Regions from separate parts of the Mus musculus genome. Here all the other regions are linked to region 1. Evidence: chromatin loops called from intact Hi-C (ENCODE). Cell type or tissue: heart. All regions are shown on one strand. Each heading gives the region's core, and the rest is flanking DNA. Links, peaks and the distances in the headings are about the cores only. Region 1 holds the start of Gm33628 (a long non-coding RNA gene). Region 2 overlaps Evl (Ena-vasodilator stimulated phosphoprotein). Region 3 holds the start of Degs2 (delta(4)-desaturase, sphingolipid 2). Region 4 holds the start of Wars (tryptophanyl-tRNA synthetase). Region 5 overlaps Evl (Ena-vasodilator stimulated phosphoprotein).

What was found. Peaks named below come from ENCODE experiments on the same cell type or tissue, not always from the same donor. Only the 100,000 strongest peaks of a DNase experiment are listed, where the experiment ranks them.
Region 2: a loop joins it to region 1, with 3 times the contacts of the local background. A loop is called at or near these places in 8 of 42 quality-filtered maps.
Region 3: a loop joins it to region 1, with 7 times the contacts of the local background. A loop is called at or near these places in 10 of 42 quality-filtered maps.
Region 4: a loop joins it to region 1, with 3 times the contacts of the local background. A loop is called at or near these places in 8 of 42 quality-filtered maps.
Region 5: it touches region 1 in a loop (7-fold over the local background); 28 of 42 quality-filtered maps call a loop at or near these places.

What each region holds. Positions count from the first base shown.
Region 1 is chr12:108,754,725-108,760,482 of GRCm38, forward strand. Gm33628 (a long non-coding RNA gene) reads right to left here and starts at 3,467. Exons shown (of 2, transcript XR_381913.2): 1 at 3,086-3,467; 2 at 1,791-2,247. In heart, for the core only: CTCF peaks have their summits at 928 (motif pointing left) and 3,362; a DNase peak (open chromatin) is centred at 3,387; H3K4me3 peaks cover 1,098 bases; H3K27ac peaks cover 1,155 bases.
Region 2 is chr12:108,686,390-108,692,147 of GRCm38, forward strand. Evl (Ena-vasodilator stimulated phosphoprotein) reads left to right here. Exons shown (of 13, transcript NM_007965.3): 12 at 19-76; 13 at 1,640-2,127. The coding sequence ends at 1,677. It overlaps Degs2 (delta(4)-desaturase, sphingolipid 2), which reads right to left. Exons shown (of 3, transcript NM_027299.5): 2 at 5,505-5,758; 3 at 3,833-4,221. The coding sequence ends at 4,075. Among named protein-coding and RNA genes, the nearest start is that of Gm33467, 3.4 kb to the right of the region's middle. In heart, for the core only: CTCF peaks have their summits at 706 and 2,888; a DNase peak (open chromatin) is centred at 682.
Region 3 is chr12:108,699,344-108,705,101 of GRCm38, forward strand. Degs2 (delta(4)-desaturase, sphingolipid 2) reads right to left here and starts at 2,963. Exons shown (of 3, transcript NM_027299.5): 1 at 2,818-2,963. The coding sequence starts at 2,899. Gm40572 (a long non-coding RNA gene) reads right to left here. Exons shown (of 4, transcript XR_872978.2): 4 at 4,181-4,702. In heart, for the core only: a CTCF peak has its summit at 3,131 (motif pointing right); no DNase peak of the experiment used is centred there; H3K4me3 peaks cover 1,180 bases; H3K27me3 peaks cover 4,939 bases.
Region 4 is chr12:108,890,847-108,896,604 of GRCm38, forward strand. Wars (tryptophanyl-tRNA synthetase) reads right to left here and starts at 3,328. Exons shown (of 10, transcript NM_001164314.1): 1 at 3,223-3,328. Wdr25 (WD repeat domain 25) reads left to right here and starts at 3,426. Exons shown (of 7, transcript NM_177602.3): 1 at 3,426-3,467. In heart, for the core only: a CTCF peak has its summit at 5,383 (motif pointing left); DNase peaks (open chromatin) are centred at 2,695 and 3,375; H3K4me3 peaks cover 2,300 bases; H3K27ac peaks cover 1,537 bases.
Region 5 is chr12:108,610,591-108,616,348 of GRCm38, forward strand. The region is part of intron 1 of Evl (Ena-vasodilator stimulated phosphoprotein); the gene reads left to right. Among named protein-coding and RNA genes, the nearest start is that of Mir342, 45 kb to the right of the region's middle. In heart, for the core only: a CTCF peak has its summit at 2,701 (motif pointing right); a DNase peak (open chromatin) is centred at 2,671.

The DNA.
Region 1 (5,758 bases), core at 280-5,279:
ATGGTCCATCAGGAGGCAGGCCTAATGCCTTTGAACTCCAACTTAGTAGGGCCACTGTGTGGTCTTTGCAGGGGCTTTGGGACAAAACTGTGCCATTGTCATTCGAGACCCATCATATCATCAATTTGACCTTAAAATGGGACTTTTTTTTTCCTTCAATTTTTTTATTAGGTATTTACTTCATTTACATTTCAAATGCTATCCCGAAAGTCCCCTATACCCTCCCCCCTCCCGCCCACCACACCCCACCCCCGCTCCTTTACCCACCCACTCTCAAAAATGGGACTCTTAAATTATTTTACTGTGTGTTTTTTTTTGTTTTGTTTTGGTTTTGGTTTTTGGTTTTTTGGGGTTTTTTGGTTTTTTTTTTTTTTTTTTTTTTTGGGTTTTTTCGAGACAGGGTTTCTCTGTGTAGCCCTGGCTGTCCTGGCACTCACTTTGTCCACCAGGCTGGCCTCGAACTCAGACGGCCTGCCTCTGCCTCCCAAGTGCTGGGATTAAAGGCGTGTGCCACTGTGTGTGTTTTAATTTATTTACTTAGTAGTGTGTGTGTGTGTGTGTGTGTGTGTGTGCGCGCGCGCGCGCGCGCGCGCGCGCATGCGCGCATTTGTATGGAGTTCCAGGGGTCAAACTCTGGTGTTCAGACAAGCTCCACACAGCAAGTGCTTTGACCTGCTAAGCCATCCTATGGTCCCTCCAATGGGAATCTTAAACCCGGGCCCACTCAGAGGAGGGAATCTGCAGGGTGAGGACAGCGAGGCTATATAATGAGACCCTATTTCTAAATCACAAACGGGTCCAAAGAGCACTCGTGAGTGTCCTCAGTGGTCCTGAGTCTTTCTGCTCTCTCTGGGGACCAGAGCTCAGTTCCCAAGCCCTGCCAGGCAGCTCACAGTCACCTGTAACTCCAGCTCTAGGGGAATTAATGCCCTCTTCAGGCTTCTGAGGGCATGTGCACATAAATAAGTAAATAAAAATAAATATTTAAAAAAATATTCCAAGCAACAGTAACAACCAAAGCCAAACCAAACAAACAACCCAGCACTTGGATGTAAGGACACAAGATAGATAATTACAGGATGTACTGATAAGCACGCAGGCAAAACACTCACCCACATAAACAGACACCTGACCTCCTAGATATGAGTTAGCAATGTTACAATGAGCCAGTGAGCAATGGTTACAATAGTTAGCAATATGACAAATGCCACATTTGTAATACTGCTGTAGGATGTTACAGGAACAGAAACTGGACTAGAACAGAACCTGATCCCCAGTCACAGAGTTATCACAAGAGAAGGGACAGTTCCATAGTCATATCAACTAGTATCAATGGCTTGTTTCAAAACCAACTCATCAATGATGCCAAGTTAAAGAATCATGTATTCAGGCCAGGCGTGGTAGCACACGCCTTTAATCCCAGCACTCGAGAGGCAGAGGCAGGCATTTTTGGGAGATTGAGGCCAGCCTGGACTACAGAGTGAGTTTCAGGACAGCCAGGGCTACACAGAGAAACCCTGTCTCAAAAAAACAAAAAACAACAACAAAAAAATCATGTATTCATTAAAATATCGCAAGTTGGGGCTGGAGAGATGGCTCAGCAGTTAAGAGCACTGACTACTCTTCTGGAGGTCCTGAGTTCAAATCCCAGCAACCACATGGTGGCTCACAACCATCTGTAATGAAATCGGATGCCCTCTTCTGGTGTGTCTGAAAACAGCTAGAGTGTACTTACATATAATAAATAAATAAATCTTAAAAAAATATATATCGCAAGTTGGAAAAAAAACTACTTTAAAAATTAAAAAGAATTTTAATATAAATACAATTACCAAGGTATCAGAAGGAAATAGATGTATCCAGAGTAAACAAATATTTCTGCTAAATGATTCAACAAATAGTCAGGTGACTAAAATCAGCAGCCACGGATGCGAACAGGAAGACTGAGAAGGAGAGGACGTCAAATCGGCAGATGCAGACAAACAGAAGGTGCAAACCATGTCCAAGGCAAACATGAAATGCAGTCAGGATGAACACTTTGTGATCAAGATAACCGCAAATGGCCATGAAGATGTGACCTTGCCGCCGAGTGACACCAGGGGGAGAATAGAGCAAGGCCAGCAGCAAGAATTTGAATCAACCCCTAAAGATTAGGTGCGTAAAATTATGGTCAGGGACCAGGACGATGGCTCATTGAGTAGAGACAATTGCCAGGAAGCCTCACAAGCTAGACCCCATCCCTTGGACCTACAAGGAGAAAGGAGAGCAACCCTGTAAGTCGACTTCTGGCTTCCACACATGTTCTGTGGGATGAGCAGTCCCGCACATGTGCATACACATTTGTGCACGCACAAGCACAAATAAAGGGAAGAAAAGATAAGATTAGGGCTGGAGAAACGACTCAGCGGTTAAGAGCACTGACTGCTCTTCCGAAGGTCCTGAGTTCAAAACCTGGCAACCACATGGTCGCTCACAACCATCTGTAGTGGGATCGGATGCCCTCTTCTGGTGTGTCTGAAGACAGCTACAGTGTACTAACATAATAAATAAATAAGTAAATAAATAAATCTTTTTAAAAAAGAAATCCAATTTTTAAGAAATAAAAACTACAGAAAATAGGTAAGACTAAATTCTCTAACCACGAGGTAAATCAAACCAGAAATTAACAAAAGTAAAACCTGAAGGCCTTATACCTGCAACTTTGGGGGGGGGGGCGAGGTTGGGGTTTTTTGGGAGACATGGTTTCTCTGTGTAGCCCTGGCTGTCCTTGAAATCACTCTGTAAGACCAGAGTTGATCTAGTCTGAGCAGAAGGGTCTGAAATACAAATTATACTATAGCAAATGAAGTTAAGGTGACTTCTGTGACTCTCTAAGCTTCCTTCCTGTCAGCAGGATGGGAGCCATGACCCAGGTGCGTCCAGGTCAGTTCCCATTTGTGCTTAGCCAAGGGTTCCTGGGTGTGTGGCTTCCCTGGCCCACTCCCTTCCGAGCCTGTCCTCCAAATCCCTGCTCAGCACGGCTACCTTTATTAGACTGAGTCGCACTCATTTTCAGAGGTGAGGACTGGCGGTAAACGGTACGCACCCTAGGCAGGGACATCCTCAGCTGGGGACACACAGGGGCGCGGCCACTCCGCCATCGCGTCCCCAACTCAAGCGAACTCGCAACGGGGAAGCAATCCTCTCAGCGTCCACGCCCCGCGGAAACCCAAACCAGGCGGAGAGGCTGCGACCTCAGGAACCGTGGACCCGATGACTTGTTAGCGCACGCACGGTCGGGCCGTGGCCCCGTGGCGCCTCCTGCTGGCGTCTCTTTCCCGTTCGAGCACCCGGGAGGCGGTGCTTTGGGACCAGCAGACCCACCCCGCGCAGGCATTGGCTAGTCTGGTCACGTGCCGCGAGAGAGGCGGGGCCTGCACTGGCCTGCTGTTCTCCGTAGTCTGCTCTGTGGCTCCGCCTGGCTTCCTCCCTGCTAACTGCACTTCAGTAGCAGTGCATGCTGGGCTGTGTGTGTGTGTGTGTGTGTGTGTGCTGCGCTGTGCTCCCTCGGGATTTTTCTGGTACCATACAGAACTGCTTTTCAGGATTCTCTCCCCTTCAGATAGATAGAGGGTCTGGTATGCAGTAGGAACTCAACATTGTGTGGACACAAATATAGCTTAGGAACTACACCTTAGCTGATGCCTGCGCCTGCGTACTTTCCCTGGGGTCCCGGCTAGCTTTACTCTTGCCGTGAAAGAACACTTTAACCAAAAGCAACCTGGCGTGGGTGGTTGTGTTATGTCAACTATGGAGGGAAGCCCAGACAGGAACTGAAGCGGAGAGCATGGGGGAACGCTGCTTTCTAGCTTGTTCCCCAAGGCTTGCTAAGCTTGATTTCTGATACAACTCGGGCCTATCTGCCCAAAGATAGCATGTCATCCTACATCAATTAGCAATTAAGAAAATGCCCCCCCCCCGCCCGCCCGCCCCAGACCTGCCCACAGGCCATCCTGATTGAGGTAATGCGAGATTCTGTCTTCCCAGGTATGTCTAGGCTTGACAGAAACTGTATAGCACTTGGAGGTTCCCAAAGGCTGATGGCTGGCCTAGATCTTTAGGCTGGACTGCCTGGCAACAGAACTGGGAGGCTGAGGGGGCACCTGCGTGCTTGTCAGCTGAGAGCCTGGAGCTGAGCTGGAGGAAGAGTCGGGTCCCTGGGGTGGGTTGGAAGAGCGAATGGGAGTACAGGAGTGCCCCCGAAACAGCCACGGGTGCTTGCTGTCACTGACCAAGGCCGCGGGGATGAGACAGATGCCTCCTATCAGAACCCCGTTCTGCCCTTAGTCCCCTTCTCCAGACACACTACTCGATCTCAAGGGAATTCCTGGGTATACCCCACCTTACCCTACTTTCCACATAACTTGGCTGACTCAGCGCTGGCCCTGAAGCTCCTCAGAGGCTAGACCTGAAGTCAGTCTCAGTCCCAGGGCTGGCATCCTTTTTTTTTTTGTTTTTTCGAGACAGGGTTTCTCTGTATAGCCCTGGCTGTCCTGGAACTCACTTTGTAGACCAAGCTGGCCTCGAACTCAGAAATCCACCTGCCTCTGCCTCCCAAGTGCTGAGATTAAAGGCGTGCACCACTCTGCCCGGCAGAGTTGGCATCCCGAAGGCTGCCTGCAGGACGCCTCCTCCCTGGGCTCGCAGACAGTGTAGGCTGACTGACTTGCGACACTGAGCTGGAGGCTTCCATGGACCAGCTAGCAAGGTAGAGAGAGATCAGACGTGAAACAGGCCTGGAGGTTTCATGGGCTGTTAGAGTTGACGTCTTCATTAGGGACTGCCTTCAGTAACAGCTGAGAGTTAGCTGTGTTGGAGACCACCCACTGGAGGCTGAACTCTCTGCGTGTACAGGGCACCCCACTCCCAGCAGCAGAGCTGTTACGGTCTCAGAGAAATACAGGCAGATGAGTTTGTTTGGGGGCTTCCATTTTCTTTCTCTCCTTTTGTGCTTTCTTTCAATGACGTTAGTTGTAGGCACATACTTTGCTATTGTTTTTAGCCCCAGGGCCATAATTTGCAGTGTAGCATTCTACTCAATACCCCAGACCCACATTTTTCTGTTTTTGAGATAAGGCCTTGCTATGCAAACCAAACTGGCTTGCACTTGTGACCCTCCTTCCTTAGCCTCCAGGGCACCGGGGATTACAGGCTTGTGCCACAATGCTGGGCTCAGGTACACAATTTTATTTTTGTATGGACCTGCATGTATAGTTGCATACATGTTTACATGTGTGTACAGACGCACATGCTGCATATACACATGTGCGCGGGAGAAGAGCAGAGATCAGTGCTGAGTGTCTTTTTCCATCACTCTGCACCTTGTTTGTTTGCAGATGGGATCTCCTCCTGAACCTTCTCAGCTAGACCGGCAGGCGGGTCAGTAAGCCTCCTGGATCTGTCTGTCTGTCTGTCTCATCCCCTCCCCTCCCCTCCAGCAATGGAGCTACCCCACCTTGCCTGGTTTTGATGTGGATGCTAAGGGTCTGAAGTCAGCCCCCCTGCCTGGCCCTCTTTGCCTGCAAGCATCTTAAATCGCCCAGTCCTTTCTTGACTCCATGTTTGACATAAGGATAAGATAAGGGTTCGGCTGTTAAACCTCCATCCCAGCACACTTGACTCCCTGCCTGGTCCTCACAGGGGAATCCAAACGCTGGAACCTGTATTGTCCCTTCCTGTTCCTCCCGGCCTCTTGGAAGGAAGAAATGACCTTGAAGAT
Region 2 (5,758 bases), core at 297-5,296, 68 kb before region 1:
TGAGGCTCTGCCCAGCAGGAGATCCTGGAGGAGGTGGTTCGGGAGCTGCACAAGGTGAAGGAGGAGATCATTGATGGTGAGTGGACCTCAGCCAGGGTGCGCTCACTGCCCTCCCAGCACCCCACTCGCCCCAGTGAGCAGCCCTGGAAACAGGTGCAGAAAAACAAAGTGCTTTACCAAGACTGCATTTCTCGCTGGGTGTGGCTTCTGTGTCTGAGACCTCCCTCTCCTCAGCATCCTCTCAGATCACGTGTGCAGGAGAGGGTGGGTGTGGAAACACCCCCTAGTTTCTGTCCTTTCCTGTTCACATCTGTTGCCTGCCCAGCCCTGCCAATGCTGCCTCAGGAGGGCGATGAGCTTCCTTACAGCCTGCATGATCCTGTGTATGAGCAGACATGGTGTTCTCTCCTTCCCAGAAGAGCTCTGGGAAACTAAAAACTGAGACTGTGACCCTTGTGTCGCACCTGACCCCACCAGGGCCTTTGAGGGATGACTTGGGCTGGAACAGAGCAGCAAATCATAGCCTGCGTCTGCACCTATGCCTGCTGCCCACGTGCTGCCTCGCTTCTCACTGGTTCCCAGGCCAGCAGCAGTGATTGTCCTAGAAAGGCCTATGAAGCCAGAGGGGCAGCTAATGACAGACTCCCATGGGGAAGATGTACTGTGAGGACCTGGTGGCCAGTCTCTATAGCAGCTACAACCCTTGGCCACAGAGGGCGCAAGTCCTGTCTGTCCAGTCCTACTGGAATACAGGTCTGAGCGTTCATGAATGCAGGGAAGGAAGCAGCACAGCTAAAGAATAGTTGGCTGCCAGGCACTTCCAGCTTCCGGGTGGGGCAGGGCAGGGCGGGTTTGGGAGGGGCTCCCTTTCTGGCACTTGGGAAAATAGCTGAGTAGGAAACACTGAGTGCAACAGGCCATCTTCAAGACAGCTAGCTACCTGGGAAGAGACAGGGAGTGGTAAGACATGATGAGTACTGTCCCTCTGCAGGGAGGCAGGGGCACAGAAGTCACTGCTCTCCTGTCACTGCTTCAGTCACTGCCTGCCATCACCGTGTAGGTCCATGCTCTGAGCCCCTGGAAAGTATGTGAGGGTCCTGAACCTGCAGAGATCCCATTACTTAACGGTGACCCTGCTCCAGCCATGTCTGTCCACTGGGAGGATACCAGAGGCCTGTGAAAGAGGGAGGGAGAGTGTGGGGAGCTAAGCAATGGGGTGCAGAATGAGGGGGCCGGAAGAAGAAAGGAGGCATTTGGGAGGACTTAACAGATGTTCAGGTGTCCAGAACAGAACCTGTCCTAGAGGAGAAAGGCCAGGCCATGGTACTAGCATAGTCCATAACAGCTCTGCAGCCAGAGACTCCCGCTCTATCACATACACCTCTGAGTGGATGTCAGAATCAGGGAAACTCTGGGTCCCTCCTACAAGCAGCCCAACCCAGCTCTGGGGTGAGGCATAGTTTTTGGCTTTTTCACGTTCCTGTCTTTAGTGGGTAGAAGCCCATGAGGGCTAGGTTTCCTCCCCAAAGGTCTGTATCAGAGCTGCCATGCTGCTGGGCCTCTAGCCCATGTGTGCCCATGGCAGCCTGAGCAGGGTCCTTCCTTCTACACTGAGCCCGCTCTCCTGTCCTGCCCTTAGCCATCAGGCAGGAGCTAAGTGGGATCAGCACCACGTAAGATGGCACCAGTCCTGGAGGATTGCGAGGAGCCGTGCTGGCCCCAGCGAGCATCGAGCCTGCAGAAGCTGGGATGTACTTAAGTCTCAACCTGTGATACAATCTTAAAATGAGGAAACAAACTTCAACTCCTGGATTTTTTAGTGTATCTGACACAGAACACCGGGTCTATTCTTTTTTTTGTATTTTATATTTGCTTATTTAAGTGTACGTTCCTTTGGTTTATAGAGAACACCCCCAAATCACCTGCTTTATTAGATGGCTTCCAAGTTTTCTCCTAGGTGACACTGTTGGTGCCTCAGCTGACAGGGAGCAGCTGGGTGCAGTGTGGCCTTTCCATGCCACAGAGCTGTCAGAATGCAGCACAGCTCCAGCAGCCACGGTGTTGCAGTCTGTCTGTCCACGCAGTGCGCGTTGTGTCCACACAATAATAAACTGTTCACTGTCCAAACTCAGGCTCTGGCTCACTCTCACGCGCCGGCTCTTGGCTGCCCTGGTGGAAATGTGCAGGCCAGAGCATGCGAGGATAACAGGAGAAAGAGGGGGCCTCAGAAAGCAGCTGGGCTCCATCAAAACAGCCCCAGGAGGGTAGACAGGTTACCAGGCACCTCCTACTGGTAGAGCTGAGCCCCAGGTCCTGCACACAGCCCCAGTGTTTCAGGTGGGTGGGCTGTGAGGACTCCATGTTCATTGTGTCAGGTGTCAGAAGTGGTCCTGAGGCTCAGTGAGGCCACAGGAGGCTTCCACCACCCAGACTCCCTGATTCCTGTGACACTGCCAGAAACAATCCATGGCCACCCAGGGAGGGTCCCAGCACTTAATCTCCATTGTGGCTACAGGGAGCCTCTGGCTCTTGATGTCAAGGGTCATGTCAATATGGCCAGGAGAGTAGCCATGGGGACCTTGTGAACTCCAATGGCCACCAGGACCTTAGAACAGGGTGCCTGCTCAGTGCTGGGGCTGGGTAGGAGAGGCTGGGGTGAGGTCTACAGCACATCTCTTCTCACTGGGTTCCAGTCATCCTAAAGGCCAGGAATGTGAGAGAAAAAAAACGGAGCAGCTTTAGGAGGCCTGGCCAAGGCAGCACACCCCACATTCCTGAGAGGAACATTGCTATAGCCCTCACAGCATCTGTCAAAATGCCCTCAGCACAGCTCGTTCACGGCACCTTCGGAAGTACAGTTAAGCCCCATACCAGCCTCCGACGTGAGAGGGCGTCTCAACACAGCCTATGACACTATCTACAGAAGAGGGCTGGCTGGCCTGGCTGAAGTGACGCACATCCAGGAGATTAGGGTGGCAGCTGGCCTCACTGGCATTCCCCTCCGTCCCTGGATTAGCCTGTGTGCACAGGGCGGGGCTACCTGCCCTGGCTCAAAGTCCTATCTCAGGAGTCCTTAGACCAGGTCTTCTAAGTCATCTCAGTCACTATTCAGGGCCACCTGTTCCTAGAACCACAGAGGCCACTCCTAAGCATGAGGCAATGGCTGTGGCACACCCTCCCTCCCTGGCCTCCTTTGTGGTGGTGTCCTTGGTCAAGCCTGCCACCTCAAGCTTAGGCTATAGTGGGAGCGGTAAGGCTGGACCCACTCTTGTGTCTCTCTACCAAGGCATCCTCTTCCAGCACGCTGCTGCTACCTGTTTTGGACATCAGGACCAACCATGGTCCAGCCTAAGGCTGGTCTAGTCACTAAGGCTGCCTCTTTAACCACAGATAAGCCATCACATCAGTATTTGTGCCCCATCCCTGACTCACACACAAGCCCAGCCAGCCATCTGACTTGGGAGCCAGTTCCATGTAGGATGGGGTGAGATGAACCCCATGCCGTCAACGTGACCTGGCCCTGTTCAGATATATGGACTCAATGCTGCCAGCCTGACCCTAGCCGAGCCTAGGGTTCCACAAGTCAGAGGGCCTAAAGTGGAACTGTTTCGTGGCATGGAGGGAGGGCCCTTCAGCAGCCCATACATAGATGTTCCTCCACATTGGTGGATGCCTCGGGCCTTCTAGAGCCTAAGGGAGTGACTTGGGCATGGGGCTTGCTAAAAGGAGCTACACAGGTGCTGGACTCAACCTATTTGGATTCAGGCTTCATTCTCTGGGAGCCCAGGTTCAGGCCAAGACTCCATCCTGCCCAAAAGAAGGAAAACACATAGACTATAAAGGCATATTAGATTTAATTTCGGGCATAGAGGAAGGCAGCTCCGTGGGACTGCCTGCTCCGTAACCTGGTCAGTCATAGCTAAGACCCAGAAAGTTCAGGTAAGCCTGGTTACTCTGTATCTATCTACTTGCTGGGCACAACAGACCCAGAAGCAGCTTAGACTGCAGAAGCTGATGCAGGCACACGGGCAGGAGGCGTATGGCTGCTCGATCTGGACTACTGGTCGGCAGGGCTCACAGGTGGTCCTTCGCCAGCTTACACTTGCGCTTAACCCTGGAGTAGGGTCCCATAGAGTCCTCAAATACGAAGTCCCAGAGCACTTTCACCCAGGAGTGGTGCTGCGGCAGGTGGTCATAATATTCAGGTGCAATCTTCCGCACCTGTGGAAAGGGGTTGGGGTCAAGACTGCACCTTGACTGGTTAGTGAGTAAACACACACACTCATACACGTAATCAGGGTGTGTCTTCTATGAGCCTGCAGAGTTCTGAGACCAACGCCCTGCCGGCCTTGGGTCCTACCCTCATCCCTCACTCCAACATCCTGTGCTCTGCCAGCCTCCGAGCCTCACCACCGTTCACTGTTTCCTGAGCAATCACACTTCCCCCAGGGAGTGCTGCAGCCACAGCACCTATATAACCAAACTCCCGCAGTGCTGGAGAGATTGTCTTCCTGCCTTCCTAGGGAAGCCATCACTGTGTCTAGTGGGCCCAGCAGACAGCCTTCTCTCCTGTGGAGAGCAAGTGCTCTGTGAAAGGCTCCTGTCAGAGGCGGCCTCAGTCGAGACTCAGGCTTGGCTCCTGAGATGTACTGTCCCCTCCTCTTAACCTCTGCCCTCATTTCAAATGTATATTTGAGTGTGACTGTTGTGGAGGGGTCAGACAGCTTCGTAGTTGCATGAACACATCACCGGGACAACCAAAGGCATCCAGCCCATCAATGTACACATACTAGACACATTCACACACACACATGCACACACGCACATGCACACACACACACATACACACACACACACACACACACACACGGCACCCAAGGAGGGCATACACAAACATACTCAGAACAGGAGCCCCCTCCCCCACTGCTGCCCCTTGCACACCTACCTAACATTCAAAACCTCCAGTCCCTCTATTTCAGCCTCAACACCCCTCCTCCACCTCAGTCTCCCTTCCCTTCTTATTAGCTTCCCCTCCCTGTCACTACAGCCAGAACCCATAGGATGCAAGGACAAGATCCACACCTGTGCTGCCTGGCCAGCTCCAAGCGGGGCACAGTATGCCTCTACTGTCCCAAGGCTGTGATAAGAAATTAGCACCCACAGGCAGGAGGTAAGAAGCAGGGTACTTCTCACAGTGTCCACTGATACAGAAAAGGAAGCTGAAAATGGGGCAAGCACTTGACCAGGAACACACCAGAGCCCATCAGCCAGGTTCCAGCAGTATACTAACCTAAGCTGCTAACCTGCACTCGCTTAGGAAACTCTGCCCTCTATGGATCTGCCTCCTCCATCTCCAGTCACTGGCTTACGTGGTATAGCTTTTCCAAAAGTGTATAACCATCCCCTTACAAGCACACAAAAGAAAGGCAGCCAGGGAATAGCCAGAGCCCTTCCCATCACTCCCCACTCCTCCCATGCCAGCTCAGCCTGGGTTGAGCACTTACCAGTGGCAGGTAGTAACCGGGGATACTGGGGAAGTCGTGGTGTTCCATGTGGTAACCCACATTGAAGGTGATCCAATTGAGGGGTCCATAGTAGGAGTAAGTCTCGTGGCCCTTCAGGAACATATAATGCTCAGCCACAAAGTGACCAGAGATAGGGTGCAGGCCCAGACCCAGGAGGCTGCTGCCTAGAAGGTAGACTATGGGCTTGATCCCCCAGAGGGCAAAGATGGTGACATCAAATGCTAGCTGCACCA
Region 3 (5,758 bases), core at 545-5,544, 55 kb before region 1:
CTCTACCCTAGACTCTCCGGCAGCATTTGGGTTTTCTGATCTTCCCAAAGGCCATTGCCACAGAGAGAAGTTGTAGCCTGGCTTTTCCTAAGCAAACAATCCAATAACTGACTTTTATTTCCTGGTTTCCCGTGTGTGTGTGTGTGTGTGTGTGTGTGTGTGTGTGTGTGTGTGTGTGTGTGTATGTGTGTGTGTGTGTGTTTGTACCTTGCTTTTATGGTTTTTTTTTTTTAAGCAAACAAAATTACAAAGCTATTTATCTTCAAAGAAACAAACCCGAGTTTGTGTTCCTGGGCCTGGCCTGGTGTGTAATGGCTCAACTTCCTGGCCGCCCTGGCTCAGAAGGCATGTTCTTAGATGCCGCCATGGGATCGTATTTTCTTAGGACACTGTGCCAGGAGAGCATGTCCTCGCCCTTGGAGACAACAGGAGGTGGACTTCGGTCTTATCACAGAACACCGGGGCCAACTCTTAGCCTTGACTTCCTGGGAGATTCTGTAACTGGCCCCTGTCAGGTTGCAGCAGAGTTGGATGTAGCCATCAGTGGGCCGTCACCCATCCAGACCTGCGCAAGCCAGGCCTCAGAGACCTCTGGGCTGTACAACACAGGGCAAATGGCGTCTCCTCAGCAAAGGGAAAGAACAGTTCCCTGGGGCTAGATTTCGCTCGGGCTGGGGAAATAAGGGGCCGTATGACATCTGTCCCCATCCTCTGTGAGTCTACCCCTGTGGAGGAGGCTACAGTAACAGGTACAGGAGGCTAAAAGTAACAGTTCCTGTGAACGTTTGTGGCGATCCTGGCCAGAGTGTTTCACACATCACCTCCCAAGTCTGAACAGCAACTTTGTAAGGAAGTTTCTCTGATGGCCTATGGCCTTTCCCAACTTCCTCTTGTCGGCATGATTCATCCCTGGCTATAGGAACAGCCTTTCTGCCAGCCACAGAATTTCTGCTGCAGAGACCAGAGCTTGGGCGGTGGAGTTAGGGAGGCAGAATCCAGGGTGACCAACCACCCGTTTGGCTATGACCATCAGAGCAGCCAGTGGGGTGGGGTGGGGGCTTCCTGGAGGAGGAGGCAATGAGCCATGCCTGGCGAAGCAGGAAAGACCAGAGCTCAAGCAGGTGAAAGAACACACATCCAGAGTCATCAGTACTAACCAGACAGGTTATCAGGAAGCCAGAGAGAGGCCCTATAGCAGGGGCATGAACGGAGCTCCCTAGAGATGATAGCCCTCTTACTGTGCCTGGACCAGAGCGTCCCCCTCACTTCCCTACAGCTCCAGCCCTGCCACTGTTCCCCCATCAATCTTCTAGGAAGGCTGGATGTGTTCTAAGGCTCATGGTTTTGTGGTTAGAAAGAGAGATTTGGGGCTGGGGTGTGGTCCCCTGGCAGAATGCTGCTTAGCGCATGCGAAGCCCCGGGTTGATTCTTCATAGATGCTGGGGGTGGGGGTGGGCGCCTTTAATACCCCAAGTGGGAAGGCAGAGGCAGAAGGATCCAGATATCAAGGTCATCTATAGGAAGTCTGAAGCCAAACGGAACTAGAGAGTTTTGGCTCTGCGGTGCACATCTTTAGGAGGCAGAGAACAACAGAGGACCACAAATTTGAAGTCCACTTGTGCAGCTAGGAGTCAGGAACCTTTCATGTATCCTAGAGTCCCAGATACCTTACCCGCTCCCATCCCTCAGGAAGCCTACCTCATCCTCTTAGCAATGTACCAGGCAATGTAGAATGTGACCACATTTGGCAGGTCCCTCCCTCCCCCCCCCCACCTCTGTGTGTGTGTGTGTGTGTGTGTGTGTGTGTGTGTGTGTGTGTGTGTGTGTGCGCGCGCACCCGCACATGCAGACACACACAGGTGTGGTCTTTCTGGATCCCATGAGCACGTGTCCCTGTCCCTGTCCACAGGTCTTCCCTACCTAATGCCAGGTGCCCAGAGAATTCAGAAAGGGAAACTGGAGAGACAGGGGAGAAGCTGAGGAGGCCCCTGCTCCAGCCTCAGCACCCTCAGGCACCTGCTCTCCTCCTGTGGCACAGGAAGGGGAACCAAGGTCCCTTCTGCTGTGCCTGGTAAGTTCACAAGAGTAGGGAGGATGCCTAACCCAGACATGTGGGAGACAACCACAAGAACAAACCCACAGAACAGTTTCTAGGTCCTGAGCCCTCAATTGCAGCTGCAGCAGCAGCTCAGGCACAAACTGAATTTGAAAGATGTAAAAGTCACAGGGAAGCTTGCACAGTTTAGGGGCCGGTCAGGAAGATGTCAAAAAAGTGAAAGCTCCAAGAACAGACCTATCAGTTCAAGACCTGGCCAACGACAACCTGGAGACCAGGAGACCAGCCCGGATGCCGCTGGCAACTAAAACTGAAGGTGGCCGTTGAATAAATGCGAGTTAAACTTACTCGAATTAAACCCACAGGAAACAGCATTGCTGATCTGATGAAATACAAGCGTTTACAGATGCTCCAGCGCCAAAGGGATGGCTGGAGAGAAGGGAGTGTAGCGTCCTCCAGCGCGCAGCGGGGTATCCGCATGACAGTGCCCACCCTGGGACCTCGGAGAGATCCACCGCAGGAAAGCTACTATCCTCCGGTGGGATCTTCGGGGTCTCCCGCGTCCCCAAGGAAAAAGGCATATCCTGCTTCCTGAGCAGGGTCTGCACACAGCAGGCGCATACTAGCTGCAGGCGAAGAACCCGCGGGGCGCGCTGGCCCACCACCACACCACCCCTGACCCCCGTGCGCACTGTCCCCCGCCCATATCCTATTCACCCCATTGTGGCTACTGTGTCCCAGCTAGATTCGCGCGCGCTCACCGAGCATCTCCTTGCGCCTCTGGGTGTGCGGCTGGTCGCTGTAGACCCACTCGAAGTCGCTGCGGGCCGCGCTATTACCCATGGTGGGGACGTTGGAGCCCTAGCGAGCTCTCCGCTGCGCAGTGTTCACCTGTCACAGCATACCTAGGTGTCGCGGGCGGGGACCTAGGGACCCGGGCGGGGCCGGGGGCAAGGGGCGGAGTTGAGGCTAAGTCTCCTCGTGGGCGGACCTAGGGGCGGGTCGCGGTGGTCCCCTGGAACCCAAGTGGCCTGGGTTGGGAGATGCGGTCACTCCTGCACCCTGGCAGTCCTGCAGGGGCCGCCAGTAATCTTGGATTCCTGGCGGTGTGGCAAAGCCCCAGGCAACTTGTAGGCGGTGCGCTCCGGTGCACACCTGTCTCCGCGCCAGGGTTGCCTTATCGTGGAGCGCAGTTCACGCTGGGACTCATGGGTGTCTGGGTCTTCTGATTTGGGCGTTCGGGTCCCCACAGGGGAGTAAGTGGGAATGTTGGGGGAGAAGAAGCTGGGAAGAGGGCTATCTGGAGCTTGGGACAGGCAGGCCCCAGCAACGTCTTCCCAGCGTGTCCAGGCAGAGTGACATAAAGACACAACAAAAATGCAGAAGAGTCAAACACGAGGGCTGGAGGTATAGACATGATTCAGGGTGATCTGTGCCATGGCGCAGATTGGTCTTGGAGCAGCTTCTGCACTGGATCTTGTAGGACAAGTAGCTCAATAGCCAGAGAAAGGGGAGGAGATTGATGGTTAGGGGATCCGCAGGTGCAAGGCTTAAGAAGTAAGGCGCCTCGGGCATCCTTTTTTTTTTTTTCTTAATTGGATATTTTATTTATTATTTATTTACATTTCAAATGCTATCCCCTTTCCCCATCCCCCCCAGAAACCCCCTATTCCATGCCCCCTCCTCCTGCTTTTATGAGGGTGTGCCCCCACCTACCCACCCACTTCTGTCTCCCTGCCCTCTCATTCCCCTACACTGGGGCATCGAGCTTCTTAGGGCCAAGGGCCTCTTCTCCCACTGATGCCTGACAAGTCCATCCTCTGCTACATATACAGAGCCCTCCATGTATACTCCTTGGTTGGTGGTTTAGACCCTGGGAGCTCTGGTTGGTTGATATTGTTGTTCTTCCTATGGGATTGCAAACCCCTTCAGCTCCTTCAGTCCTTTCTCTAACTCCCCCATTGGGGACCCCGTGATTAGTCCAATGGTTGGCTTCGAGCAACTGCCTCTGTATATGGCAGGCTCTGGCAGAGCCTCTCAGGAAACAGCTCTATCAGGCTCCTGTCAGCAAGCTCTTGTTGGCATCCACAGTAGTGTCTGGGTTTAGTGACTGTATATGGGATGGATCCTCGGGTGGGGCAGTCTCTGGATGGCCTTTCCTTCAGTCTCTGCTCCACACTTTGTCTCTGTATTTGCTCCAGTGTGTATTTTGTTACCTTCTAAGACATACCGAAGCACCCACACTTTGGTCTCCCTTTGTCTTGAGCTTCATGTGGTCTGTGAATTGTATCTTGGGTATTCTGAGCTTTCAGCAGGAGAGGGCTTGGTCTGTGACAGCAGAGCTCTTACCTGCTCTCCCCCTGCTTCTGCTCTTCCAGAGCCTTAGAGCCTGGCCTCTCTATGACCCTGCCTAGCACAGGGGACAAGACCAAGGGCAGACATGGGACAGACAGAGTCTTCATCTTCCGGAAGTCTAGAAGCATGGGTCACTCTCAACCCCAGGTAGAGCTGGGGGAGAGGACTTAGACAGCCAGCGGTGTCTGGAGCACGGCGGGCACTTCGGATGACTCCACAGTTCAACAGGGCAGACACTCAGTCACACTGTCCTCACTGCAGCATATGGGAGCCAGGGCCAGAGGCCCATTACTGCCACATCAAAAACAAACAAACAAACAAACAAACAAAAAACAAAACAAAACCAAGCAAATGAACAAACAAACTCTCAGCCGCCATCCCACCAGTTGCCAAATGAGAGATCTGAGGCCAGATGAGAAAGCCACATCTCAGGCAGGCAGGAATGGAGACAAGCAGACCTGTAACTGGACCGAGCCCCTAACCTCTGTTCTGGAGAGCTGCCAGGGTCAACGTACTGCCTTACATTGATCACCCATCTTGATGCCTCTATCTAGGTTCCTGTTCTGCCCTCCAGGCACCACCTGCCTCCTGGTCGGGCCCAGGTCAGGGGTTAGAAAACATAAGCTTTGCATGAGACACCTCCTGCCCAGAGAAAAGCAACCAGGTGGTGTCCTCAATTCATAGAGGAGAAAACTTTTGAGGCCAAAGATGACTGAGGTATCCAGACATGGTGCAACATTCCTGTAACCCCTGGGCTCAGGAGGCTGAGTCAGAATTGCAAGGGTGAGGCCAGCATGGGCTCCAGGGTGAGACTCTGTCAAAGGAGAAAGAGAGTTTGGGGTGTTTTGCAGATATACGTGTGTATCTCTGGTGTCTCCAAGAGGCACGTCTTAGCACACATGGAGCAATGATCCTGTGAGATTTTAAAGGAGCTAAAGCATTGTGTGGCCAAGCACCATGGTAACACATGCATCTCACAGTCTGAAGTGATGCTGGTATGAGCTGATAGGTAAATGCACGCTATATAATCATGTGCCGTGAGTCACAGTGGCTGACGGGAATGCCAAGCTGAGCGGTTCTGTGATATGTGTGGTTCACATTGTCATTTTCCAGGGTGTTCCTTGTGTTACTAGCAATAAATCACTGAGGCTGTCATCAGTGCACCCCAGGGGTAGACACCTTGCCAAACATCACTAGTGATGTTTTAAACAAAATCTCAATCGTTTGATTTTACCAATAAAGACTCAGGAGCCAGATGCTGGGGTGAAAGATTGGTAGCTCAGAGGGGCAGAGAAAGCGCCCAGCTGACCCTCCTCCTCAGCTAACATCCTGTTCTCCTTCTCCACA
Region 4 (5,758 bases), core at 386-5,385, 140 kb after region 1:
ACATGTCGTACTTTGTTGTAGCACTTCCTCTGCTGTAGAGTTGATAGAATTGTAATTCGTGAAAACCAGCATATATTTCTGCTATTTACTATGAGTGACTCTCCTGAATCAGTAAGTGCCTCCTCCTCTAGGCTGTTCTCTTATCTTCTTTGTAAGTGCAGGTTTTAGCTGGACGTGGTGGTTGGTGCACGACTCCAAATCTGCTGAATAGGGGGACTGGTAAATTTTAGGCTAGCCTGGGCTACAGAAAGTAGCCCAGAATTATATAGTAAGAGCTTGTTGTGACATCCCCACCCTCTCAAAAAAGAAAAAAAAAAATAAAACAAACCTCCTCCAAACCCAGCAAATATAAAAAATACCAGTGTTTGTTCTAGTTGATAACTGAGTCAGTCGGATCTAAGGTTATCTCTGGTTTAATGCTCTGGCACTGAGTCATACCTTCTAAGATCTGGGGAGAGCCAGGAAGACTGCCTTGGGTCTCCTCTAGGTCTCAGACCTTTAGTTTCTTTGCCCACTGTAACATCTGCCCTGTTCTGGTTACCTCTGTACTTGCCTTTGTTTACCCCACTTCTCCACAAATGTGGGGCTCTGCAAAGACTGTAATCAGCTGTGGTCAGAATTGCACTCAACTCCTAGAAAAAGTGCCGGGGAGAATGAGTGAGTGAGCCTGGGACAGCTACTCTCTTTCTATTGCAACAGGGATGGCAGCTGCTGTAATCAGCTAGGGAACCGGATCTGCATTCAGGACCCACGTTGTAGGGGAGCACCTATCTCTTCAGTATTAGAACTCTGACTTGGAAGAGGCATATAAACTAATCAGACAGAGGAAACAACACTCGAAATCTGTTTTCCTGGTTGCTCATGCATGGTCACCATTTAAATCTCGTGTGTGTGTGTGTGTGTGTGTGTGTGTGTGTGTGTGTGTGTGTGTATGTGAGTGCATTAGGAAGAGAGTGAGGGAGACCAAGAGAATGAGAGGCAATTTCTTGAATGAATATTCTAGGAATGGTTGAGGCAAAGAAAACAGAGCTACCATCTTCCTGCCTTCACGCAGTTACACACTTACCTCTGGATTGTATGAAGAGCTCTCCCATCCTCTATTTTTGTTTGCTAACCTTTAGAATTCAGCTTAACTTCAGAGGTGCTTAGCTAGGAATTCTTGAACCTCTTAAAGTATATCAATATTTGCATATTCACTCGATGAATGGATATAAGAATCGCTCAGGTTTACCATCTTTATGAAGGAATCCAAGATGCCAAAAGGTTAAAGATCACTGTCTTGAGGACTTACCATATCAGCTCTAGATGGGAGGTTGTCTCTTTATTAAGGAAATGCTATCTAACCCACTACTAATACAATATGGAAGAAAGAAAGAGGTTATAACCAGGAAGTTATCTATTATCCCCTGTAACAAAAGCACTGGGATTGTAAGAAGTCAAACCGCCTATTCCAGAGCACTCACAGCAGGCCTCTGACGAGAAGCCTACAAAGGCTCCTCCACCCGTAACTCTCCTTTGCAGGCCTTTTAATCTATGGCTCATTTGGAAAAATAGCACTGTTCTAGATGACACAGTAGTCTTGTAAAGAAAGGGGGCCCATTATCTGTGAGCATATAGGAAAGAGAAGGATTTAGACCATAAGGAAACCATCACAGGGAAGACACACAGTCTCTGCAGCCTGAGGGAAGAAAGCAACACGATTTTAGGGGCAGCTTGGAAAGAAGGTGGCCTAGGAAACTTTCTAGATACCTTGGAACTGTAGTCTCAAAGAGTAGATAACAATAGTTGCAGATTGACATGATCGCAGAAGACAAAACTTGGGGATAGATGATGGTGGTCTAGTTAATGAAAGGTTATTTTCCCAACTAAAGGCATTGGAGATTGAACCCAGAGCCTGGAACATGCCAAGTTAGCCTTTTAACAGTTGAACTACAAGCCGAGCCCTATGAATACTACCTTAAAAGAGAAAGACACTAATTTACAAAGACAGACATTACAGACTCTGTTGTCACAATAAGAATGTCAACGTATTCAGACACTGACCACTTAAGGAGGCCAGATCAACCGGAGCTTTGAAGATGCTGAAGGGCAAGCTCTGAATGCAAACAGGTCACTGGGCACCCACCACATCTACTCAAAACCAGGGCATCACCTGAACCTGAGTCAACTAGATGAAATACATGCACAACATCCCAATCCAGACACACACCCTCCTCAAGTCTTCAATGCTCTCATATGAGGTAGGTGACCCAAACCAAACCACTGCAACAACAGAAAACACGCTGCTAGCCTAGCAGAGAAGGCAATACGTACCCTGGCTGTGTAGTCCAAGGGTGCTCAAGCTGGACAGCTGAACATATGAGACTGCCCAGCCAGGGTGGAGGTCTTTAATACTCTCCTCTTCCCCTTTCAGTTTCTTTGTTTGTTTCTTTTTTTTTTTCTTTTTTTTTTAGAAGAGACTATTGTTTTTCTTATCTGCTTTGCCACACCCTTTCAGTTTCACTTACTGAGGGGTTTCCTAGAAATCACTCAGGTTCCCAAAAGCATTTGAGCCATTTGCCCAGCTTTCTTCAAGAGCAAGTCCAGCCACTGGCTAGCTACTTGGGCCGTGGGAGGAGGCGGCTGAGGCCAACCAAACTCTCAAGAGCCCGGAGCTACTTGTCATTGCATTGCATCAGCTGTCCCTTTCTTCAGGTTGACCGCCATATGACCTCCCCACCCTCTTCCTTTCCCGCCCCCACAGCATCATTGCAATTGTGTGTAGTGTAGCGACAAATAGGACGGGCATATCGCTTTGTACATCACTGCCTTCCCGAAGCAGCCTTGCTCTGAAGTTGTGCACTGCAGCGGAAAGATAGGCTTTTAATGTTGGACATAGAGCTTGGTGTGCTATCATAAAACCGTGGGCAAGTAGCGTTCCTTCTCTGCTTCTCTTTAGGATTCCTCATCTGTGAAACGGGCACCAGGGGCTTTACAAACACTTCGTACAGGGCAAAGAGATCCTACAGGGCAAAGCCCAGGCGGTGGGAAACGATGACAGGCTGGGTGGGCGGCGCCGCCGCAGCCTCCCGGTCCCTCGTGGTACAGGTGCCCAGAGAACAGACAGCCCGGTTCCGAGCTGGATCCTCGGGGCGCGGCGCCGGGGCGTCAACCGAAGGCCCCGGCGCCACCTCGGCATCCCTCCCTCGCTCCCGGCGCAGTGACCACCCCCTCCTCACTTACCGGCGGCCCCCACTTCGGCCCCACCAGTCAGCACCCCCAAGTTCAGCCACCGGTACCTCTTGGGCGTCCGTGGAAACACCAGCCGGCTGGAATAACTTCCGGTCTCGGCATGCCGCTATTGGCTGTCCAGGCAGAGGAGGGCAGAGACCATCTCCGATTGGCTGAAATTGCTGGCGTCGTGGTGGAACGCGACTGGGCGGCCCGAGTGCTGGCCGGACCGTTGTAGGGGTGGACCAAGAGCTTCCGTGTGTGTGTGTGTGTGGTGAGCGGCGGGCCCGGGAGGGAGGGGGCCGGGATGTGGCGGCCGCATGCTTCTCGCTTCTTAGCGCCGGGCTCAGCTCGCCGCTTGCCTTCCTGTTCTTCCCGTTCATTCCTAGAGTGCTGTGCTCTGAACTCTTTACCCATTAGTGTTGACAGCTTGGCTAACTTACTCATCCTTCAAAACCCGTGTCTGTTTTTTGTTTCCCATCCTGTATCCATGGCCTCTGGGGCAAGATCCGTGTGAATTTCTACCCACATCAGATCTATCATAGTGCCTAACACAGAGTAGGAAACTAGGACCCGTGTGTTGAACGGGAAAATTCTGTCTTTAACTTTCCCAGTTCCCTGCCCCATCACCTTGCTGTCTGCAAATTCATCCAGATTGAGGCTTCTTGGACAGTGAGCTAAGCACACAGGACACCCTGCCCCATGTATCCGTGCTCCCTTTAGCTTTTCAGTATTCGACTTCAGTCCTCAGTCCTCTTTTTCCCCCATTTAGCCTCTTCCTCTTGGTTTCACCTCCCCCCCCCCCCCTTTCTCATGGCATTTTTTGGACTTGGGTACAAGATGGCTACCATCATCTCCTAAACGGTGTGCATCTCTCTCAGCCGTCTCCCTTCATATATGTTTTCTTGACTCACCCTTGACTCCTCTTCATTGGTATTGGTTCTGTTTTAGTCACAGTATTGTGAACACCTTAGTTCCCTCAACCTCTTCAGAGCGTCACACTGGTGTAGTCTCTCTGAGACCTGTCTCAGCTCCAGAAAAAGATGCAGTCTTGGGCCCAGCTACCCTGTATCCTTTTCCTTTTGAGTTCACAAGTCCACGACATCGTCTGGCTCACGAGTCAGGGATGTTTTTGTCTTTCTATGGCTTGGGAGTGTGATGAATGAAGGACATCATTTACTGTTTTGCCTACTGTGGCAGATGTTGAGTGAGAGAATGAAATCTATGTGTGGTGCATCTGGTGTCCAGTCCCTTGCTGTCGTTCATTTTCTATCCCCTGTGGAGCTGATGAGCCACACTGTCCTCAGATCTGCTATAGGCCTCTTTTGTGAGTCTACCCTGCAGATAACCGTGTAGCTTAAAACCCAGGCTGTGACCGAGCTCTATATAGTATGGTGGTGGGAATCAGATGGGTTTCATTTGAGGAACCAGGAGATTGGCCTCAACTCCCTGCTGAATATGTAGAGATCAAATTATTTGCAGAGCATGGGTCTATCTCTGTGTGGTTAGTCTCTAGTGGGATCTTAGTTTGGTTGGAGAGTGGAAAGCTGGTTTTAGAAGTCCTTTTTCGAAGATGTTTCTAAATGTGGACATTGTTACCTGCCTGGATTCAGCTGCTGGTAGGAATGATAGCTACAGGCATTGGATGATGAGCAGACTTGTATGGCAGTGGGATTCTTAGGGCAAATAATGCCATTAGGGGACAGATGTGGAAGGCTTTGAGTGGAATTTTGGAGCCCAGTGTGTGATCTGACATGGTGATATATACTTGTAATGCCAGCACTCTGAAGGCTGAGGCAGGAAGACTGGACTAAGACCAGCCTGGCTTACATAGTGAGTACTTGTAATGGGCTAGGGAGGTTCATCTGTTAAAGACACTTGTTTTGAAATCATGAAGACCAAAGTTTGGATCCCAGCACCCATGTAACAAGCCATTTCACACTTGCTTGTAACTCAACCTGTAAGAGGTCACAGACAGACTATGTCTCGAATAGATAGAAAGTGAAACAGCACAGGACTCCATCTTCTGGCCTCCTTGTATTTAGGAGAACAGGTTTGCACATTCGCATAGGCATGCATACACTTACACAGCAAACACACAAGCATAAAAAAAGAAGCGGGCTAGCTGGTCCATGGCCCAGGCTTGCACTTTGTCCCACTCCACCCTCTGCTGGCTGAGATATGCTCAGCATCCTTATTTTCTTTCTGTCTGTACTCACAGAATTAATACTGAGTTTTAGACCAAAGCAATTCTTACTGAGAACTAGCTGATAGAAATTTGTGAATGCTCAGAATTCCAGGAAAAACTTTTGAATGGAAATTTAGTACCCTGTGAACCTATGCATTTGGGGTGAAACAAACAGATTTGGATGCCATGTTTAGAATTGCTCTTGCCACAGTTGGGTTGACTGGTGACTTAGGACCCAACCTGGGCTTTGTACGTGCCCGGGCAGTACTCTGCAGTTGCTCTGTTTCTCTGGACACGGATTTTTTCTTTTTTTTTGTTTGTTTGTTTTTAGAGACAGGGTTTCTCTGTGTGACCCTGGCT
Region 5 (5,758 bases), core at 391-5,390, 140 kb before region 1:
GTAACTTCAATCCACGCAGGATCTTAGCATTGAATACAAGAGCGAGCCAGACCTTGTTTGCAGAGGCTGGATCCATCATTCTGGCTGTTTGCTTGACATCAGTACAGGAAGTCTGATAAGTACTTCCCATTTAGCACTGACTCTTTTTTTTTTAAGATTTATTTATTTATTTATTATATGTAAGTACACTGTAGCTGTCTTCAGATACTCCAGAAGAGGGCATCGGATTTCATTACGGATGGTTTGAATCACCATGTGGTTGCTGGGATTTGAACTCCAGACCTTCGGAAGAGCAGTCGGCGCTCTTAACCACTGAGCCATCTCGCCAGCCCCGATTCTTTCACTCTTCTCAAGCCTGTACTTTCTAGAGTCATCCCCAGTCCATCCAGTGCCTACTCCTTCCTCTTACTCCTGCATCTCATCTGTCTGCTCTCCCTCAAAGTGTACCCAGCCACTCCCATTGCTAGACTAGACTGCCCATGTCTTCCCTGACTCTCCATTGCAGTGTTTTCTTCCAGGCTTCTGTCTGTTCCTGTAGTCTCACCCAAACTCAGTCATGTCAATCTTGCGTTCTAACCTCGCTGAGGGGAGAGCCCCGACACGTATGATGCCTGGCACGTCTTGGCCTACTAAGCTTGGCAGTGCGCAGCACTCCTGGCCTTTGTCACTCCAGCCACACCAGCCGTGTGATGTTTAGCCCTCATCCCTGCATTCTGTCTTCTTTCTAGGCCTTCACTCAAGTGTTGTACGTATGTATGTATGTATGTGTGTGTGTATGTATGTGTGTAATAGGCTCTAGTGAATGTGTTAAATAAATAAAGGAAATGAGAGTAGAATTTGAGAAAGGTTAGGTAATTCACATAAAGTCAGCCCAGCAGCTAGAGTGAGGTCTGGTCAGTTTCCTATTTTGCATGTCTGCAGTAACATTTTGTTAATTGGCTTAGGTCTTAGCAGTCAGTACAACCTTTCAGAGACTGTTTTGGGATCCCAGGATCTATCATAGTGCCTGTCACACACACATAGTTGTAGGAAGACAGGACAGCGGAAGAACAGAGTATCCTCTTGGATAGTGACTGACTCTTCCTACTCCCCACATCTCTATGCCTCATCTCTGCACAGTGATTGGAGCAAATGATCATGCCCTACTTGGTGTTTGTAGACTCGGCCCTACAGAAACATGAGTGCTTCAAGTCAAGAGGTTATTTTTTTTAATTGATTGATTGTTTGATTGATTGATTGATTTTGGTTTTTTCGAGACAGGGTTTCTCTGTGTAGCCCTGGCTGTCCTGGAACTCACTTTGTAGACCAGGCTGGCCTCGAAATCAGAAATCTGCCTGCCTCTGCCTCCCAAGTGCTGGGATTAAAGGCGTGCGCCATCACTGCCCAGCCCAAGAGGTTATATTAACACCTATCACCACCATTCATCTAGGAGATGTTAGATACCTGCTGACAGAATTTGAACCAAGCCGGACTGTGAGGCCCACTCTTTGATTTCCTAGATCCTTTTCAGGTTTGCCACCATGTGGGTTTTTACAGGAAACAGTAGGAGCACCTGGTTGGAGGAAATCAGCACAGAGTAGGGAGTTAAGGTCAAATCCCAGCAACCACATGGTGGCTCACAACCACCCTAATCCCGCAATGAGATCTGATGCCCTCTTCTGGCACATCTGAAGACAGCTACAGTGTACTTAAGTATAATGATAAATAAATCTTTTTTAAAAAAAAGTAAGGACGGGGGCTGGGAACAGAGTAATACAGGTGATCTTCACTAATACCATGGTTTTGGTAGTAACTTAGAAGCCACAAGCAAAACAAACAAGTTAGTTGCCAAAATGGCAAGGCAGAATGCTCCAGTCTGCCTCAATTAATGGTGAGCTTACTCAACTAGAGGCAGGGCCGTGGGTCTGCAACCCAGAGACTGACGTCAGTGCTTACAGGAGAAACAGACACTGTGACTCCAAGAAGTCATCTCACCTGGCTACCTGTCTTATTAAAGCAGCCTGGGAGTCATGTGTAGAAGGACTCCTGTGGGTGATGAAGCATTGCTTTGCTTGTATTCTGTGTTTGGGAAGTAGTGAGGGCTGAATCTGTTAGCGCTTATCTGGCTCGGTGCTAACAACCCCAGTACTGGCCCATTCTAGTATTCTCTTACGTTAAAAACAAATAAATCTGAGGTGACAGAACAAAACTCATTACCTGAAGGAATGAAATGATGTGATATGAGTCCCAACATATTCTAGAATACCACCTCAGAGCCATGTAGCCTTTGGCAGTGACTTAGAGTTTAGAAGTTGCTCCCATTTTGTAAACTCTACCAACTCCAGGAGGAGCCTTTTTGGAGGTGGGAAGATGGGGCGGGGGTCCTTCTGCTCTTAGAGTGACCATTCACCTGACATTTCCTGAAAAGCTACTAAATAGACGCCATGGCTGAAAATAGCAAGTATGAACATGTCTTCCAGAGCTCACTATCCACAGGAGCTGCTGAAGACATCCAAAGCTTGGGATGAAGCAGCCAAGGATAAGAATCCTACCTTGGAACTCAGGGCTGGAGGAGAGTGGCAGCCCTCCAGGTTCCTGGAGTGAACCCTTGACCAGTGACTTGTGAGGTTGGTGGTAGAGTATAGGAGCTGACTGTGGGGAGCAGAGGATGAGCTGGCTTTATTGGATGCTCTCTCCCAGGCTGTGGTGGCTTCTCTGTGCCCTGCAGAGGGCGCCCTTTACCCCAAGGATGTAAGTTCATTGTGCTTTAATTCCCCTGACTTTAAGTGGGGCTGTTACTTACTGCTCCCTCAGAGGAAGCTCTCCCAAGGTGGCTGGAATTTAGAGGCTAGTCGGTGTATTGCTGAGTCATAAGTCTCTATTTACTGAAAGAAGCAGACCCTTGTCTCGGATCTGAAATTTACTAGAGAGAGGGAAAAGGCCAGCACGTTGTACAGACAACATTTCTAATGTCTTCCTACCCACTGAGAGTTGAGATTTAGAATGCTAAAAACTAGTCCCTGGAAGATGATCCTGTTTGCAGATGCAGTGTTTATGAGCAAGTGAAACAAACACAGTATGACCAGTCAGCGGAGAGCTGGGGTCTTTGCTTAGTCGGCATGTAGGCTCCCAGGTCTGAGGTTAAGTGATTCCATTACTGTTGACAAATGAGCTGTGGGGTTTTCTGGCTAAGGTAATGGGGCCAGAGACCAACTCCAAGCGTTAGCCTTCTCGGAACCTGTATCATCTCTCATTATCTCCAGAGCTCGATAATAAACAAGGTCTATTGACCTGCTATGGCTGCACCAGACAGGTGATATGGACAGCCTGTTCCTTTGAAAGGAGACTTAATGAAAGTGAGATTTCTCTGATGAGAGCTGTTCAAGCAAATTGTATTGTTACTGCTTTGATAGGATTGTGGGTCTTCTTTTAACACGAGCTAGAGAAGAGCTTTAAAGAGTGACTTTAACTTGAGAACCCTTGTACAGGTTCTCAATTGGGGTGGGGAAAGTGGGGGATATTGTAATCTAAACACAGGTCACTCCTAAACCCCTGAGAGACAGGAGGATTACTGCAGGTTTGAGGTCATCTTGGTCTACAGCAAGTTCTGGGCCAACAATAAATACTTAGTAAGACTCCATCTCAAAAACAGAGCAGCATTGTACATAGTAGAAAAGGATTTCCTGGAGAGAGGACACATTCACACACAAATACACCTCAGAGCAGACCCCAAGCCATGAAATAAGGACTTAGCACCTTTACATTTTATTCCCCGTTGTCTTCAACTGTAGACACATTTGGTAAGATTCCTGGTATGAACAGTGTGGGTCAGCTCATGTTTGCTCATGGCTGAAAAGTTAAAGGCAGCTTCCGTTAAAAACAGGCAAGAAGGAGCTAAACAGGTCCTGCTGCTCTGGGGACAATCCTTCCCAATTTAAAGTTCAGAACTTTGCTCATTTCTGGTCCAGCTTCTCCTCTGCTGCACATAAAGCCCTTGGTGGTCTTTCTGCCCTTCTTTGAAACGGAGCTAGCAGTTTAGCTTCTGTTCTCCAAAAGACAGCAGGCTTGATGGTGTATACTTGGAGTACTAGCACTGGGGAGGCTGAGGGAGGATAACCAGCTTGAGGCCAGCCTGGGCTGCTACTGGGCTACACAGGCAGGCCCATCTTAGAGACTGAAGAGTAGGAGACCTGCTTTAGGTGTGGGTCTGTGCATCTTCTTTGCTCTCTGTCTAAACCCATGGTTTTTGTTGGTGCTCTTTTCTCTCCTTAATGACATCATCTAAAGCCCGGGCCTGTGTCACACTCCTCCTCAGCTCCTTTTCCAACCTCAGTGGCCCTCTATGTTTCTCTTTTCTTCTGAATTCCCATACAACCCTTAAGGAATCTAACCTGTATCCTACTATTTAACTTTTCACTAGGCGGAAGGTGACAGGGACAACACTTAGGGTGCTTCCATCCCAGCTCCCTTGAGCAGAGCTGGGTAGGCTTGGCTTCCCAATACTGATGTTGTTCTAGTCTGTCTTTAACTTCCTGCCTCCTGCCAGTCATTGTTACACAGCAGAATGAAAAAAATGAAAGGGAAGGGAACTGTGCTGCCAATTGGAGGCCTCATTTTCAATCGTGAAAGTCTTTGAGGAGTTTGATAAAGCTGCTGAACTTACTAAGTTAGGCAGAATTAACTCAACTAATGAGAACAGGAAGTGTGTGGTAGTAGGTTTTCAAAGGTTCAGGAATCAACAAAATGATTGAGCGTAAAAATTCATGTGGCCTATAAACATCCTTATTTGTTTATTTTGGCTTTTTGAGACAGGGTCCTAAGTAGCCCAGACTAACCTTGCACTCACTATGTACCGAAGTCTAGCCTTGAAATCCTGATCCTCCTGCCTCCACACCTGAGTGCTGGCATTAGAAGTGTGTACACCACTTTCAGCTCAAAGGACATAGTTCCTCATCCTTCTGCATTGAGTCAGAAGAACACAGTATAGGTGTGCCTTCCATCTGAGTGGGATTCCAGTGTTGGCTCCAGTGTGACCATTATACCTCTCAGGTACCTAGAGTTCAGAGCTTAACCTACATCTCAGACTGCCACTGGGCCACTGCCCAGCAAGACGGTGAATTCTGCATCCGAGCTCTCTAGGTTCTCCAAGAGCTGGAAATTTAAATAAGGCTTTCTTGTTTGACTGGCTTTCTTTTCTTTTTTCTTCCTTTCTTCTTTCATTCCTCTCTCCTTCCTTGTTTGTTTGTTTGTTTGTTTGTTTGTTTGTTTGATTTTTAAGACAGAATCTCTCCAGTAGCTCTGGCTGTGGCTATCCTAAAACTGGCTGGGAATGTAGACCAGGCTGGGCTTGAACTCACAGAAACATACCTGCCTCTGTCTCCCAAGTGCTAGAAATAAAGGTGTGCACCACCACTCCCAGCTTGAATTTCATTCTAAATTTTGTTCTGCTTGGTTTTGTTTTGGGGGTGTATTTGATGACGTTCAGTCAGAGATCATGTTTCTCTGAGTCCCTTTATTACACACCTTGGATTTCTAAGTGAGTTAACTTTTTGGTTTTCTGACACATCTCTGGATTAAGTGTTTCTTTGCATAATTCCAAAATGTTAAATTTCATTCAGTAGTGTTTGGACTTTTCTTTCTTCCTTCCTTTTTTTCCCCATCTTCATTTTTTAAATTGTGCTCAGATGTGGCCATCTGTTTTTTGTTGTTGTTGTTGTTTTTTTTTTCTTTTGCTATTTTTAAAGGAATGTCTAAAGTCTTGTCTTGTTGATATAATCAC